Linked DNA regions of Mus musculus: region 2 is linked to region 1. A link is a loop called in an ENCODE intact Hi-C map of the cell type or tissue named here. Cell type or tissue: left cerebral cortex. All regions are shown on one strand. Links, peaks and the distances in the headings refer to the core of each region. The heading gives the core; the rest is flanking DNA.

Evidence for each region. Peaks named below come from ENCODE experiments on the same cell type or tissue, not always from the same donor. Only the 100,000 strongest peaks of a DNase experiment are listed, where the experiment ranks them.
Region 2: a loop joins it to region 1, with 4 times the contacts of the local background. A loop is called at or near these places in 6 of 42 quality-filtered maps.

The regions. Positions count from the first base shown.
Region 1 is chr2:77,705,619-77,713,957 of GRCm38, forward strand. All of the region lies in intron 3 of Zfp385b (zinc finger protein 385B), which reads right to left. Among named protein-coding and RNA genes, the nearest start is that of Gm35431, 55 kb to the right of the region's middle. In left cerebral cortex, for the core only: a CTCF peak has its summit at 3,855; a DNase peak (open chromatin) is centred at 3,810.
Region 2 is chr2:77,058,197-77,066,535 of GRCm38, forward strand. It overlaps Ccdc141 (coiled-coil domain containing 141), which reads right to left. Exons shown (of 24, transcript NM_001025576.3): 9 at 1,344-1,485. Gm39862 (a long non-coding RNA gene) reads right to left here. Exons shown (of 2, transcript XR_866496.1): 2 at 3,597-7,662. Among named protein-coding and RNA genes, the nearest start is that of Gm39862, 8.4 kb to the right of the region's middle. In left cerebral cortex, for the core only: a CTCF peak has its summit at 3,881 (motif pointing right); DNase peaks (open chromatin) are centred at 3,874 and 7,321.

The DNA of each region.
Region 1 (8,339 bases), core at 279-8,278:
AGAGAAGACCCTAGGAAGGCTGAGGTACAAAGCTGAGCAAAAAGGTGGCAGTAATACAGGGTGACAAAACTAGGACGTGGGGACCTCAGGCAAGAAGCAGCCATCCAGGATTACTGAGCAATGACAAACCCCACCCATAATATCAACCACCCACTGATTACTTGGTGTAAGGCCGGTGTGTGTGTGTGTGTGTGTGTGTGTGTGTGTGTGTGTGTCTGTGTGTGTGTCTCTGTGTGTGTGTGTGTGTGTGTGTGTGTGTCTGTGTGTGTGTGTGTCTGTGTGTGTGTGTGTCTGTGTGTGTGTGTGTCTGTGTGTCTGTGTGTGTGTGTGTCTGTGTGTGATGTCTGTGTGTTTGTGTGCAGGGTATGGGAAGGTCAAAGCAGGACACTGGGTGCTCTCTATTACTTTCAACCTTGTTGCCTTGAGGTCTCTCACTGAAGTGGAAATATGTGCCCTGTGTTAGGCTGGCTGGACAGCAAACTCTCAGGATTTGTCTGTGTCTGCCCAGTGCTGGGGTCATAGACAAGTGCATCCATGCCTAGCTTTTTACCTGGATGCTGGGAATTTGGAATTAGATCCTTCTCCTTGGAGATCAAGCACTCTTCCATTCCAAGCCATCTCTCCAGTCCCACTACATTAAAGTCCAGAAGAAATAGTAAAAGGAAGAATGCACTTTCGGAATGAGTATACAGCATTGGGTTTACACTTTTTCTAGCTCTTTTCTCATTGTACTCACACACAACGTATCTAGAATCACATCGCATGCGACACTGTTAACTTTCTATCTCATTTGCGTCTACTATGGTAGTAGTTACATGCTCTACTATGTGTAGACTTCCCAAATAATGTACTTTAAATGTTATTTTATATTTTTATGGGGGTGGGTTTTCTGGTTTTGCCTGCATGTGTATCTCTACACCATGTGTGTGCCTTGTGTCCAAGAAACCCACAAGAGGGTGTCGGATCTCTTGCAGCTGGACTGACAGATCACTGAGTGACAGATCACTGGACTGACAGATCACTGAGTGACAGATCACTGAGTGACAGATCACTGAGCGGCAGTGCTTTAGCCACTGAGCCATCTCGCCAGCGCCTTGAATAACGTATGTTCAAAAGGAAGCCTAGTTCAGACCTTTAGCACAACAACGCTTGAATTTCACTTAAGCCTTTGATCCTACAGGACACTAGCCACTGTCTTAGAACATTTCCTAACCACCTTTTGGGAAATAGGTTTGCTCTGGTGGGGAATTCCAGAGGGGAGGGGTGTGACCAGAAGTCCTCAGGGTTTGGGGGTCTACTCGTAAACCCTGGAACGTGATTGTAGAGTCAATTTATAAGGGAAGGAGAAAAACCACATGTTTCTGGTGTTTTGTGTTTTTTGTTTGTTTTTACATGAGTCCATATTCTCTCTTTAGCTACCAACGTGAAATTTAGACGGTTTGATAAAGTTATTTTAACTTGTAAAAGTACCTGGCTTTCCTGGGTGATGTGAAACACGGAATCAAATCGCAACACCCTTACCTAAAGGTCATGCTCTCCTGACACATACTTCTAACGCATGTTCACACAAGAATAGGTGAACGTCCAGCATCGGGAGGACAACAGTCTATGGGCTAACAAAGCAGGCTCATATGAGAGTGACCCCTGGAAATAAAGTGGGTCAACACACCATGAACGCTGCTATGCTCAGCCCATAAAAAATGCAACAACTAGCCCGCACAGCTCCTCCAGACTTTTCATCTTTTGAGAAGTAATGTACTTCACAGTTGGCCCAAGAACCAGCTCCCAGAAAAGACAAAGCCAAATACCAACGCCACAGCCGGCTGTGACAAGCCACAGGGATTTCTAACTGAGGCAGCCTCCTTCCCTTGATGCTGTTAGCGTATGAAAGCAGAACATCGGTGTGAAAGAGTCAAGTCAGTCAGGGTGACAATACATGGGTCCCATGGCAGAGAGTGAGCTCATTAATTTTACATCACCATTGAAACAGCTACCCAAAGCCTTTCGTTCTAGATCATTTTAAAAGTGATAACATTTATTTTTCAAGAAGGCATCTGGGCTTTAAAAATACCTTTGATGATTCAAAACACTCACCACCAAATGCTTGCTCTGATGGCCTGAGACTTGATGTTCACACAGAAAAGTGTTGCTATTTATTTTTCAAATTTTAAAAATTGATGCTTGATGCTAGACAGCCCTTATTTTTTTAGAAAATAAAATATACAGGAAAGTTCATAGCCCAAAGCACCCTACACGTTTAACTCCTTAACTGAAAATAAGGCCAAACAGTCCTTTTAATTTTTTTAACTTTTCTATTTACAATCCTGTGTGTATTCATTCTGTGGGATCCTGAAGTCATATAATTAGCACCTTTGTTTACCGTTTTAACCCCTGAACAGCTGTGGAGCTGTTTTATGATGATTTCAAGTCTACCTAACTGGTAGTTGTAAATCTGGGACATCATCCAAACTAGCAAAGGGTCTCTCAAAGGTGAAGCATCTGGGGAACTGGGGTCACAACTTCAGCCTGCATCCTATTTCCAAAGGACTCTCATTAATAAGAGCCTCAACCCCAGTAATCGCTTCAGTAGGACTCTCAATTAAATATGTCTGGGTAGACAGATACGAGCCACCAATAGCATCCTTGCTTGAATATAGTCAGGATTTTGTAAAATACTTCAAAATTAAACAGTCACCAGTATGGGTGAGACAAAGACTCAGAAAATATACAACATTCCCGATGGTGTGTGTCACCTTCTGAGTTCACATCAGTGAGAGACAGTTCCTGGTTCTCTCATTAGGATCTAGGAAAAAATGGTAAGAGAATAAGAAATGCTCATGTCTATTCTCAAAAGTCCAAGAGCAGGGGGCCTTTTCCCTCTCTAGTCCATCATGTCATGAAAACTCCTAGGCCCTGCTCAATAACAAAACTGCATGATCATTATTGTAAGAAAAAAGTCCTTTTAGGGAGAAAGTACATTAAAACTAGTTTAACTATCTGCCTCACACTAAAATGAAACTGATAACTTCTTCAATTATTTGTTATCTTTTCATCTTGGGAAAATCTAATCAGGACTGGAGACGACTCAGCAGTGAAGAACACTGGCTGCTCTTCCAAAGGACCAGGTTCCATTCCCAGCATCCACACAGCGGCTCAGAACTGTCTGTAACTCCAGCTCTGGGGGAGCTGGCATCCTCTTCTGGCCTCTATGGGCACTGGGCACACACAAGGTACAAATACATATATATATAGGCAAAACACTCATACACATAAAATAAAATAATAATAAACGAAAAAGAAAACCAACAGTACACAGTATAGAACATACCTGTAAAGACTACACTAGGGAGTTGGAGGCAGGAGGATTATCATAAGTTAGAGGCTGTCCTGGGCTATATAATGAGACTCTTGTCAGGATTCTTTTAAAAGAGAAGAAATGGGGAGGGAGGAAGGTAAAAGGCTTCACCTGGAGTCCCACGTGAGTGTGTTCTACTAGCCCTGTCTGCATCGAGCACACAAACTTAGACATTTTCAATCTCCCTGTAATATTTCTCCATAAGAGAGGTGAGAACAAATCATTTAAGCAGCCATCTTTATTCTCCCAAACTGGAGAACTAGCTTTCCTTCCACTTCCTCAACAACACACAAAAGACTCCCCTGTAGATTTCCTAGCGCATATAAGAATGCTTACAAAGTCTGTAAACGTGTTTCTGCCTCTGTGTGCATATCCACACACAACACTCATCCTTTTGTGTGGTACCTCCTTTTCCAAACTCATTAACGGAAGTTCCACCCACCTTTGGGAATAAGACAACTCCCTCACTTTGTATAGACTTTGGGCACCATCGTGTGGTCAATCTGTGTCATTGCAACTTCAAACTTGAAGTTTAAATCTCAGGTTTACATCTAATGTCTGGGAAAATGCACGTGAGGATAAATTTAGCATCTTAAGTCTACATGAGATGCAAGATGAGAAACAGAGATCTGTGCATCCCACATCCCACACATATTTTACTGGTCATAGTATCCAATACAGTGTCTCGCCCCCACAAGCTGTTCAATAGCACTTTCTAAAACGTAGACTAGGAAGAAAATAAGGGAACAGTTTGAAATAAAAACCATTCAAGAATTCTTGGGGTAAATGAAGCACATATTCTTTATTCATTCTTCAACTGAAGGACATCTAGGTTGTTTTCAATTTCTGGCCATTATGAATAAAGCTGCTATGAACACAGTAGAGCAAGTGTCTTTGTGTGGTGGTGGAGCATCTTTTAGATATATGTCCAGGAGTAGTACAGCTGGGCCTTGAGGTAGAATTATTCCCAGTTTTATTTTTTTAGCAACTTTCAAATTGATTTCCAAAGTGGTTGTATAAGTTTGCACTCCCCCCAGCAATGGAAGAGTGTTCCCCTTGCTCCATACCTTCGCCAGCCTGTGCTATCTCTTGAGTTTTTGATCTTGGCCATTCTGACAGATATAAGGAGAATCTCAGAACCATTTTGATTTGCATTTCTCTGATGACTAAAGACATTGAACATTAGGTGCTTCTTGGCCATTCGATCCTGCTGTTGAGCTCTGCACCCCATTTTGTAACTGGGTTATTTGGGTTGTTAGTATTTAACTTCTCCAGTACTTTATAAATTTTGGCTATTAGCCTCTGTCAGATGTAGGGTTAGTGAAGATATTTTCCCAATCTGTAGGAGGCCATTTGTCCAATTTATGGTGTCCTAAGCCTTGCAGAAGGGTTTCGGTTTAATGAGGTCCCATTTATTGATCCCTGACCTTAGTGCCTGAGGCACTGGTGTTCTATTTAGGAAGTTGTCTCCTGTACAGAGGAGTTCAAGACTATTCCCCATTTTCTGTTCTATTAGATTCAGTGTATCTGGTTTTACATTGAGGTTTTTGATCCATTTGGACTTGAGTTTTGTGCAGGGTGCTAAATATGGACCTATTTGCATTCTTCTACATTCAGACATCCAGTTATTTACACAAAGGAATACTACACAGCCATTAAAAACGAGGACATTATGAATTTTGTAGGCAAATGGATGGGACTAGAAAATATCATCCTGAGTGAAGTAACCCCGATCCAAAAGAACATTCACAGTATGTACTAAATTATAAGTAGATTTTAGCCATAAAATAGAGAATAGCCACGATGGAAGCAAAAGGAAGGAGGAGGGGAAGGAGGAGGAGGAAGAAGAGGAGGAGGAGGAGGAAGAGGAGGAGGAGGAGGAGGAGGAGGAGGAGGAGGAAGAAAGAAAGAAAGAAAGAAAGAAAGAAAGAAAGAAAGAAAGAAAGAAGGAAGGAAGGAAGGAAGGAAAGAAAGAAAGAAAGAAAGAAAGAAAGAAAGAAAGAAAGAAAGAAAGAAAGAAAGAAAGAAAGAAAGAAAGAGAACCCAAGGGAGGATGGCTGAATATTTCTCAAAAAGAGAAAAAAATATATATATGGGAGGTCAATGGAAGGAGAGACTGAGTATAAGGAGGGGTGGGGAGGGGAGTGGGATGGGGCCTGGAAGATCATATATAGGGGGAGCAGGGGAGAGAGAGGGGAAATCAGTGGTTGGTGGGGGAATACAATCTTTAGGGTGTGCCACAAAACTGGGAGGGCTCATAGGGTCTATGGGGGCGACTCTAAGCTGAGACTCCTAGCAGTGGAGGAATATGGATCCTGAAATGGCTACTTCCTGTAGACAGGCAAGACTTCCAGGGGAGTGATAAGGACAGCAACCTACTCACAGAACCTTCTACCCAAAATCATATCCTGCCTACAAGATGTTCATGGACAAAGATGGTGCAGAGACTGAGGGAATGGCCAACCAATGACTGCTCCAAATTGAGACCCATCCTGTGGGCAAGAACCAGTCCTTGACACTCTTAATGATACTCTGATATGCTTGCAGACAGGAACCTATATAACTGTCCTCCGAGAGGCTCCACCCAGCAGCCAGTGGAAAGAGATGCAGAGACTCACAGCCAAACATTAGATGGAGATCAGGGAGGATTATGGAAGAGTTGGGAGGACTGACAGACTTGAAGAGGACAGTGACTCCACAGGAAGACCAACAGAGGCAACTAACCTAGACCCTTGAGGGCTCCCAGGGATCGAATCACCAACCAAAAAGCAAGCATGGGCTGGACCTAGGTCCCTTGCACATATGTAGTAGAAAAGCATATTGGTCTTCATGCCCCCAACAACGGAGGAAGGGCTGTCCCTGAATCTGTTGCCTGCCTGCCTGTGGACTCTGCACCCCTAAATGGACAGCCTTGACTAGTCTCAGTGAGAGAGGAAGTGCCTAGTCTTGTAAAAACTTGATGTGCAGAGAGGAGGGGTGGTGGGGGGATGACAACCACAGTAGGGCTTCCCCTTCTCAAAAGGGAAGTGGAAGGCAGAGTGGAGGAGAGGACTTGTGTGAGGGGGTACTGGGAGGAGAGGGGGGCTGATATTGGGCTGTAGCATGAGGAAGGAAGGAAGGAAGGAAGGAAGGAAGGAAGGAAGGAAGGAAGGAAGGGAGAGAGAAAGAACAAACAGAGGGAGGAGAGAGAGAGAGAGAGAGAGAGAGAGAGAGAGAGAGAGAGAGAGAGAGAGAGAGAATACCAACCAATCAATCCTGGGGGTGCACAGACTCAAAGCTTCCCCATGTTTCACCTGGAAAACCTGCTCCATCATCCTAACCCCTGCTGCAAAGTGGGTTTTAGCACTTACCTTGTCCTGACCCCGAAGTGTCCATGTCTTAAACTCAAGCTCAGTTTAAAATTCCAAAGCTGAAGAGATGACTGTCTAGTCAAAGGAAACCCGGCGCTTGTCTGACAACCTGAAAGGGCTGCATGTGGCAGCACACTCCTGTAATCGTAGCATTGCTGACACTTGGTAAGACAGGAGGATCCCTGGAGCTTCCTGAGCAGCCCATACAGGCCAACCAGTGAGCTAGAGTTTCAGTGAATGTGCGCGCACACCTGAACGGCAAGGGCAAGGCGCCTCTTGTAGAACGTAAGCAGGGTCATTTTCCATCACCAAGTTGGGTTGCCCTGGGACTGGCTGACTCTGATGGAAGCCATCACTGCAGCCTCACTCCTCCTGACGCACTGTGTTCCTTTGCCATACTCTCTATAGAAGGCCCCAAAGCAGAGGCTGGCGGTCAGAATGAGCTTGGCTCCTGATGGCACCAATTGCCCAGACGTATACATGACACCACTGGTGGCCACCCACTCGTGAGCATGCAGAGTCTGTAAGAAAAACCTACCTGAGCCCAGCACACAGTTCTGACCCAGAGAATGGGGATTATATGAAAATCATATTTAAGGGGGGGTGTAAATCTGTTAAAGTCGCTGCCCATCTTTTCAAACTTCAACTATTTCTACCTCTCTGTTCCAAGTCCATCTCTCCCTTTCAGAGGTGCCAAACCTGTCCTCAACTTGACATTCTGAACATTTGCTCTCTGGGTCACTTCACTTGCACAGGACTGACTTACCTTTAGCCTTAATGTGTCAACCTTACACAAAGATTAGAAATCCCTTTCGAACTTGTTGCAGATGAGAGAAGAAAATGAACCACTGAGTCAGTAACCAACAGGAAAAGTCCAATGTCAGATGACGTCAGGTGACCTGACCTCTTGACGCTCTTTGTGTCTAATTCATTGCAGCAACCACTGAGAGGTAACACAGTCGCAGGGAAGACTTGAGTCTGTGATGTCAGGAAAAGGGCTTGCTCTCTCCAGCCTTTACTTCCTTCCCTCAAATATAATGCAAGTGGAATTGTACACTGTCAGAATTAGTTTCAACTGTCAATGTGATGCAAAGGTAGGGTCACCTAGAAAGATGGGACCTCAGTTGGGGAACTGCCTAGATCAGGTTGTCCAATGGCCATGGCCATGAGGCATTTTCTTAATTGCTAGTTGATATAGGATGGTCTAGCTCGCTGCATTGAGTGCCATCCCTGGACAATAGTAAGAAGGGTAGCTGCTGAGCAAGCCAGGAGAAGCAAGGCAGCCAGCAGAAGTTTTCTCTGGTCTCCGCTTCAGTTCCTGTCTCCAGGTACTTTCCTTGCACTCCACATTTGGCATCCCTTAATGGTCGACCATAACCTGGAAGCCTAGCAAGCACCGTCCTCCGTGAGCTGCTTTTAGCCGGTGTTGAACACAGCAAGAGCAACCTTGGACACCCACCTCACAGTCTCTAAGCCGAGGATGGGTGTCAGTCTTCCCATGATCACCTCCAGCTGCAGCTCCAGCTGCACCTCTGATCTCATCAGCGTATTTGTCTCTTGCCACCAAGCAGGCTCCTGGCCCGACCTTTCTTATCTTTAAACATCATTTGAGGCAAAGCCCTGCCTAAGGCAAG
Region 2 (8,339 bases), core at 322-8,321, 650 kb before region 1:
ACTGATAAGCTATAAATATAGTCTTTCACTGACAGCAATGACTACAAGCTATCATCCCTGCATACCCATGAAGAGCTTTTCTATATTGCCCACAGAGGATGATAATATACTTGCTAACATGTTAGCAGAGATGAATTCATCTGTATGTTGAATGAGACCAATTTGCTGGCACAAGTAAGCAAGCATTCCAAACGGAGGTGTTAGACTACCCTACAGACAGTTGTATTTAAAGCTGGGGAGCTCTGGGAAATGCCCTGTCCAGACGATAGTGAAAGCAGGGACCTACTTGAATCATTTCACTGATGAATTGAGGGAATTGTGATTTGATCTTTGGTTCACAAGAACCAGTGACCTAGGTGACCCTGGAAGGGCTTCATTCCACTCGAGTTATTTCCTTCATCCCTTGCTTTCTATAGAATGCACACCCTCCACAGCTAAGTCAGCAATCAGATAAGAAGCAGCCATTGTTTAAATTCCTGGTGTGTCTTCCACAATCACCGAATTAGCTTGACTCTCAAGTGGTCAAGCTGCTCCTGTGATCAAACTCTCTCTGGACCCAGGCAACCAGATACAGCTCACAGTCATGAGCTACCGGGTCAGTAACAGAGGGAACAACCTAACAAGGATGCTGTTTAGTGCCAGATCCTATGAAGTCTGTTAACTCTGCTCCTATATACTCAAGTATATCAGTAGGTTGCATCGAATACAAAGATGACTGAACATTTGAGACCCAGCGTCTACAGCAAGGCTCACTACCACCGTGTCTTCAGCGGATAGATAGCAAAATGTTTCCATAGAAAGCTGCTGATCTTCCTCCCGTGAGTGCTTTTATGTGGATGACTGTGTCTCTTGCACTGGTTCTGTCCAGTCAAAATGATGATGACAACAGATCTTTCCCAGAAACACAACCCCCAAAACTGTTAATATCTAGCTGGCTATCTGAAGTCCTTCTGGTCAATTGTGCCATTATGATGAAAGCTAGCATGTGACTTTGCTCAGAGTCATACAAACCAGCACTCCCCCCTTTTGGGGCATGTCTGATGTGGCTAACACAGAACTATGGAGAGTATGTTTGTATATATGTGTGTGTGTGTATATATATAAATATATGTGTGTGTGTGTGTGTGTGTGTGTATGCACTGGAATGGCAGACAACATTAGACATTTATGATTGGCAACCTGGGGCAGAGGTGAATTACAACTGTTCACCCCATTATAAGTCCTACTATGTAATATAGAGGAAGTCTAAGGAGATGTGCCACACCCTCCCACAGTGCTCACAGTTGGCACACCATCCGTGAACACCAAATAAAAGGTGTATATATATTCTTTTATGAAACTACCTTCCTTAGGTAGTCGTCCACTGATGTTGCTAATTGCTGTCTCTTGCGGGCAAATTCCTCATGCGCTGTACACTGTTCAGTGAGACAATCCACTCGGTTCTGAATGTATCCCATCATCTCGTGGATTCCTGTCACCCGAGAGCTGAATGGAACAAGCCAGTGGTTAGTTCACCTTGACCTTGACTTAGAAGCCCTGACAAGAGGCACCACCTGAAAACAGATCTCTCCTTTCATGGGCAGTCTGAGTTGGTGCAAGCTACTGTTTTCAGATAATAGAAGCTATCACACTGGCACAGCAGGCGGCAAAGCCACAGAGTGTTCCTTTGTTTAAGGTCCGTCAGTCTCGAGGGAACGATGAATGATGGCTTCTGCAGCAGCTCTAATCTTTTCTAAAGGTTTACTTTTTAATATTTCTCAGAGATACTTCCAGAATCTTATGGTAAAAGGCACAGTATGTTTACCAAGTTTCCCTGGGGGCATCATTTAAAAGCTTCATTTATTTCAAGATGCTCTTTGAATAGGAATGTGAATCGGCCAATTAACAAAGCATTTGCTAACCCAATAGGGTAAAATATTTATATATTTTGTTCTCAGTGGTTATGAATGCTCAAGGCTATATCCACTAGATAAATACCTAGTTATCACTAGCAATTAGATATCAAATATGCTTGCCAGTATTTCATCTTCACATCATCATTTTTATAACCTGTGTTGACCTTATGAGATGAAGGTGACATGGAGGCTCATAAAAGGACAAGACTTTCAAACCAGCTTTGAGTTGGACTCCAACTGCTCCCATTGCAGAAATGGTCACAGGTTTCCTAACCATTCCTAAGATTTCACAAAGCAAGAAGTGTAAGGAGAGTGTGGGCGGACTGAACACAGCACCTTGCCTGCTATTTTAGAAATCTAAGTCTTTAATTTCCCCCCTCCATTTTCCTTCAACCACTAGCAAAAGTTAGCATGATAACTCTTTAATTATCCTGGGAGTTATTTTTCTTTCTTTTTTTTTTTTTTATAAAGATCTTGGAGCTAGGTACAGATTTCAAGAATTTAACCTCAAACAATTAATTTATGAGTCAGTAAAAATAAATTAGTAATGAAATGAGGACAAGATCAAAAAAAGACCTAGGGGTATAGCAATGTCCCTAGAATGGTTGTAAAGATGCTTCCAAACAGTCACACTTGGATGTGCCTGGGGTACATCAAGGGTCCCAGACAAGAATAATTGTAAAACATGACATAAAACCACTATGAGAGATATTGTTCCTGGTATACAACATTCCAGGCACATTTAGAACAATTAGTTTTATAGCTCAGTACTTATATTCAGTGAAGAAAATAATAATTAAAAAAAAAAAACCACCAGGAGACTTTTAGAACCAATTCTTACTGACAGAAGCTGTACTAAAAAGGTCTTTAAAGTCCTGTTGTCCTATGAGTACTATGTTCCAAGTTTTCTATAGAATACTGAAATTTAGAATGAGAAAGAGAATGTATCTGTGTAGCACGCTGGGAAAGGCACAGAGGAAAAGGTAACGGCAGGGACTGGTAGACATGGCAAGAGAAGGGACGGTGGTAAGAGTCAGGAAACACCATGGCAATTTGCAAGTTATTGGTAAAACTTGTAATATAAAATTGTAAAAACATCTGTGCCAGCCAAGATGAAGGATGATCACCTTCTACTTCTGAGTCACCCCCACCACCAGCATGCACCCTGCATCCACTACAGTTAGGCATTTGTTTGCTCATCACACTTAGAATCGACACCTCCAAGAAGGAAACTGGAAAACAACTATGAATTTTGAATGGGCTACTCCCTGGGGGACAGCAGTTCACTACTCTTTGGTTCCCAGCCAGCTTTGTGTGCGTTCACATGTGTGTATGTGCGTGTGTGTATGTACATCTGTGTCCATGTGTGTGTGCATGGTTGTGTGTGTGTGCTGTTTGTCTGTGTGCATGTGTATGTACATGTGTGCATGTATGTGCATCTGTGTGCATGTGTGTGTGCATGTTTATATGTATGCATGTATATGTGTGTGCATGTGTATGTGCATGCTTGTGTGTATGTACATTTTTGTGCATGGTTGTGTGTGTTCATGTGTGCACATGTGCGTTTGTATGCATATAGGTGTGCATGTTTGTGTGTATGCATGTGTGTGTATGTGTGTGTTAAAAGGTGTGTACAGGTGTACACACGTGGAGGCTGGAGGTCAACACTGTCTTTCTCAATTGCTCTTCACCCCATTTTAATTTTTTTCCTTTCACTAACTTGCTCAGTCACGGAATAGCAGAAGCAAGATTTTAGCCTGGGTATCTGATCTCACAGTCAATTCTCCACCCTACCCCCAATCTTCTTGCACTTTTTCTGAGTGTGGAACACATGACATAAAGCATAGTGAAGTATTTTTCTCCTGGCGTTCTTTTATTGACTGTTGCTGACTTGCATTCAAATAGATCGGCCTGGTTGGCAAGCTCTTTTGAAATTGGTTGTTTTCTCTAGATAAAAGCTATGCCTGCATGTAGTCTGGAAAATGGCCACTAGAGGGATGTAATACCTTGTTCAAATTGCATGTCTTGAAAGTCCTTCCAGCACAGAGAACACAAAATAAGAAAACAAAACCCAAAACCAAGCATTTCTTCAGTAAAAATATCACCTTCGCAAAACCATAATTTTAATTTTGACAAATCAATGCCAATAAAATAGGATCTGTTTGTTTCTGATTTTGTTTTTCAATCACCTAGGAGATTTATTTGTTTCTTATCAGGCACTTTATCTATTGTGCTATAAATTCTTTAAGGGTAAGGACTGGTGCCCGACTTACTCCTATAATCCTTGTAGCCTTGAGCACATGGTCTTATAATAACGGAAGGTTAATACATTTCTTAAAAAGTTCGAGACAGAGTCTCAGCTCTCAGAGCCTGACCTCAATCTTTCCATGTAGCCTGGGGACCTTGAACTCTTAATCCTTCTCTGTCTATCTCCTGAGTTCTGGGATTACCGGCACACACTGCCACTGATGGTTTATAGGGTGCTGGAGAGTATACTTTCTAGGCAAGCACTCTACCACCTGAACTACATCTCTAGACCAATTAATGTCATTTTAAAGATCAATAAAATAGAATCTGATCAACATTTACGGAAAAAAAAGAACACATAAACTTAAGGAGTGAGAAAAATACGTGTTGAGTAGTCATAATAAAAATGTCAAGATCTGCACACTGGTACAATAGTGACATAATGATTATGTTAGCAACCAACCACTTTCTGATTGGGGAGGTCATAGAGTCTAGAGGGAGAACCTAACTGTTTAAAGAACATGGTGTCAAACTACATTCCAAATACTTACATACTATGTTTAAACCCATAGACTAGTGCTGCTCAGAGACTCTTCCTTTTGTAGTGGGCAGTAATTCATGTAAAAATTCATAAGTGCTCAAAGTACAAAGAATAAGCAACTGTGGAGAGAGTTGGTGGGACACCAGCCCGTCCGGCTCAAAGGACATAGATGGGGTATAGAGAAGGTAAGAGGCAGAGGGTGGAGAGGGGTGCTGTAAAGCAGGTCTTTAGGGCCCGACATAGCTGTTGCACTCATAAACTCTATGTAGCTGTCTTTACCTGCATACAACCTACATAAGAATCCCTGATACTATTAATGATATTCTTATGCTTGCAGACAGGAATCTAGCATGGCTGTCTTTTGAGAGGTTCCACCCAGCAGCCGACTCAGACAGATGCAGAGACCCACAGGCAAACATTGAATGGAGCTTGGTGACCCTTATGGAGGAGTTGGGGGAAGGGGATAGGAACGCCATAGGAAGATCAACAGAGTCAACTAACCTGGACCCTTGGAGGATCTTGGCGACTGAACCACGAACCAAGAGCCTACACAGGCTGGACCTAGGCCTCCCCACACATATGTAGCAGATGTACTGCTCGGCCTCCATGTGGGTCCCAAACTGGAGCGGGGGCTATCCCAAAAGCTGTTGCCTGTTTGTGGGATATGTTCTTCTATCTGGGCTGCCTCGTCTGGCCTCAGGGAGAATGGGCCTAGCCTCACAGAGACTTGAGGTGCTGGGGTGTGGGGATACCCATGGGGTCTCTACCGTCTCAGAGAAGAATGGGGAGGGATTATGGAAGTGGGGACCAGTAAGGGTGGGCAGCAATTGGGATGTAAAGCGAATAAATAAATAGGGGGGAAAAGATTTGGTCATCACCATTTCTTCATGCAAGGAATAGATAGAGGCCTTATGAGGTCTCACCTCCCACTGAGGGATTATGGGTAGTTATGGGGTTCTGGGGAAGGTATATCATTTCTTCAGTGGTACAACCTTTGATAAGTGGCCCATGGTTTCAGTAACAATTCCCTACTAATGCTCAAGCAAGCAACCATAATTATATTCATCAGGTCACAAAAAAATATCAAATAGGAGAGAGCCTCATGGGGGAAAAGGAGTTTCAGTTAGGGAGTAAGGAAGGGGAGAGACAGTAAAGAGAGCAAAAATGACCAAAATTCAATATACAACACATGAAATTCTCAAAAAAAACCAAACTTTTTTTTAATAAAGGAAAAAAATAAGATATTCTGAAATCAGAATTTCTTAATTTTTCACAGTAACAGTATCCCGTCACCTGTGGATAAATGGCTGCCCTTTAGATCACTTGCAGACATTTTAGGCCATCAGGGATGCCTGGTTTCTTCTTCTGTGTGCTGGCACTTGCAGCTGGGTTTAAGAAATCTTAACACAAATCGTTTGGTTCAATGTGCACATCTCTCCTCTAATGAAGCTTTATGAGGACACTCTGAGTCACCTTGCTCCCATGAGAATTACTATCCCCTCTGCCCCACTCCTGTCTGCACCACAGATTCATTCCTTGGGTGGAGAAATTGCCAACCACCCTGCTTACCCAAGCCTTTCTCTCTGTCCTCAAAAGATTGCCTCCCTCTTATTGGATGCTAATCTCTTCCATTTCTCATTCCCAGCAGGATTGTAATGATAGTACCTGGCCTGTTCCTAATCCCAGGGCTCTCCGTGACCCTGTACCCCTGCATTTTCCTTTCCGAGACCTTGATCTGTAGATTACAAGCAGCCCAGATGCCAGCATTTTTCATTTAGAACCTTCCATGCTGGTTCCAGACTCTTACAAACCCTTAAAGCACAGATAGCATACATACTGGCAATGTTCTCCAGCGCCTTAATAGTAAATGACTTGAACAAAGGATAAACTATGATTCCCCAATTTTCTAGCCATTCTCACACGAGTTGAAGACAAATGAAAAGAATTTTATCGTTCACAAGGAACAAGTGCGATTACAGTACAGCCGCACTCAACTAATGGTGGAACGCGGATGGATGGTGACTTAAAAGAAACCTGATTGAAGCCAACCACGGTGCCCCGTAACTGAGTTCCCACTCGAAAGCACACTGCCTGTGTGTGTCTGCTGGAGAAGAGAAAAGGATGGCCAGTGGGTCTGTGACCCTGGACTGCACTGGAAACATTGATTGACCTTTGGGCTTTCTCCCTGAGAAAGGATTTCTTGGTGCCTGTCAGCAGGGTGAGCATGAGGCCTGTCAGATTATTCCTGATGCTGACTTTGGCAGTCCAGTATCCCAGATGTTCAGATGCGTCAGATTGAGAAGTCTTCTTCAGACATGTGTTAGAAGCTCCACCATGGGGGGCATTTAATCCTGTATTCATTAAGTCAACTGAAGGGAAGGAGGCGATAAATGTTTTTTTTTTTCCTTCAAAAAGGAAAGACATATTGACTTTTTGCTTCCCAAATAGACTGTTCTGTTTACTGTAGGGAAGCAGTCACCCTATCTTTGCATCTGTCGCAAGCAGGGGCTGGGGGAGGGGAGCAAATCCCAAAGTTAATGCCTTCTAATGATTCACGCTAGAGCATGGCACGTTGCTTTCAACCCTTTCATAAATTACTATTGGCAGCCCATCTGGATTAGGAGCTCAACCAGATGGTGAACACTTGACAGCTTACTCTGTCTCCGCAGAAGGGATCAGCTGACCAGAATTTTCTTCTGTTTATGGCAAATGACACTTGGAAGGTGGGGGAGGGGAGAGATGCTCCTATCTTTAGCTTGCTGCTCCTTTTAACAGAGACCGGAACCGTGTCCTTGCTTGTTTGTGACTGTCTTCATTTTGGAGGAGACAAACACTGTATCTCCTTTTCAGCTTTGCTTTGAAAAAGTGCTGTTAAAAGTATGCTTGCTTTTGCTGATTTGTTATATATTTCCGATACTTTCCACAAACCACAGAATACATGTATGTGCACACATTTTGTAGATATATAATCATAAATGCCTAGAAAATAAGAAAGAAGTAAGTGAAGCTAAAGTCACAGATTTCTGAGGTTTGACGCTAATGGATGAAGGATTGATTCATCATTATAAAACTGTGAGGATCAACATATGTGTCCCGTGAGACTAATGTAATAATTGGGATTTTACATGAACTCAGACATGGAGTTCTGTTGGCTTTTAAAAAGCCAACAGAAAAACACTGTAGCCAACAGCCAATCGACCCTGATCTGATTCCAGAAGCCGAGTCTGGACTGGAGGTGCTGAGAATCCCAGAAGCAAATAAGGAGAGAGCAAAATAGCCAAATGCCAAAGAACCAATCCCATTCCAGCAGGTGAAAGTGTAACCATTTTCCAGATGAGCAAGGCAAGGTAAGGCAAGGCAAGGCAAGGCAAGGCAAGGCAAGGCAAGGCAAGGCAAGGCAAGGCAAAGTGAAGACCCTCAGCCAGCAGCACAGAAATCCATCTTAGCTCAAATGAAGGAAGCAACCTGAAGGAAAACACACCCAAAGCCAAGAGAGGCAAAGGGAAAACCATCCCTCAAAATGGCAGAGCAAGAGACCCAGTAACACACAAGCCCCCATACATACATGAAGAGCTGTTGGCGGCAGTCAGTGGCTTCTGAGAGGGAGGATATGGTTTCCTCAGGGGTAAGCCCCTGGGTGGGTTATCCCCGTCCCA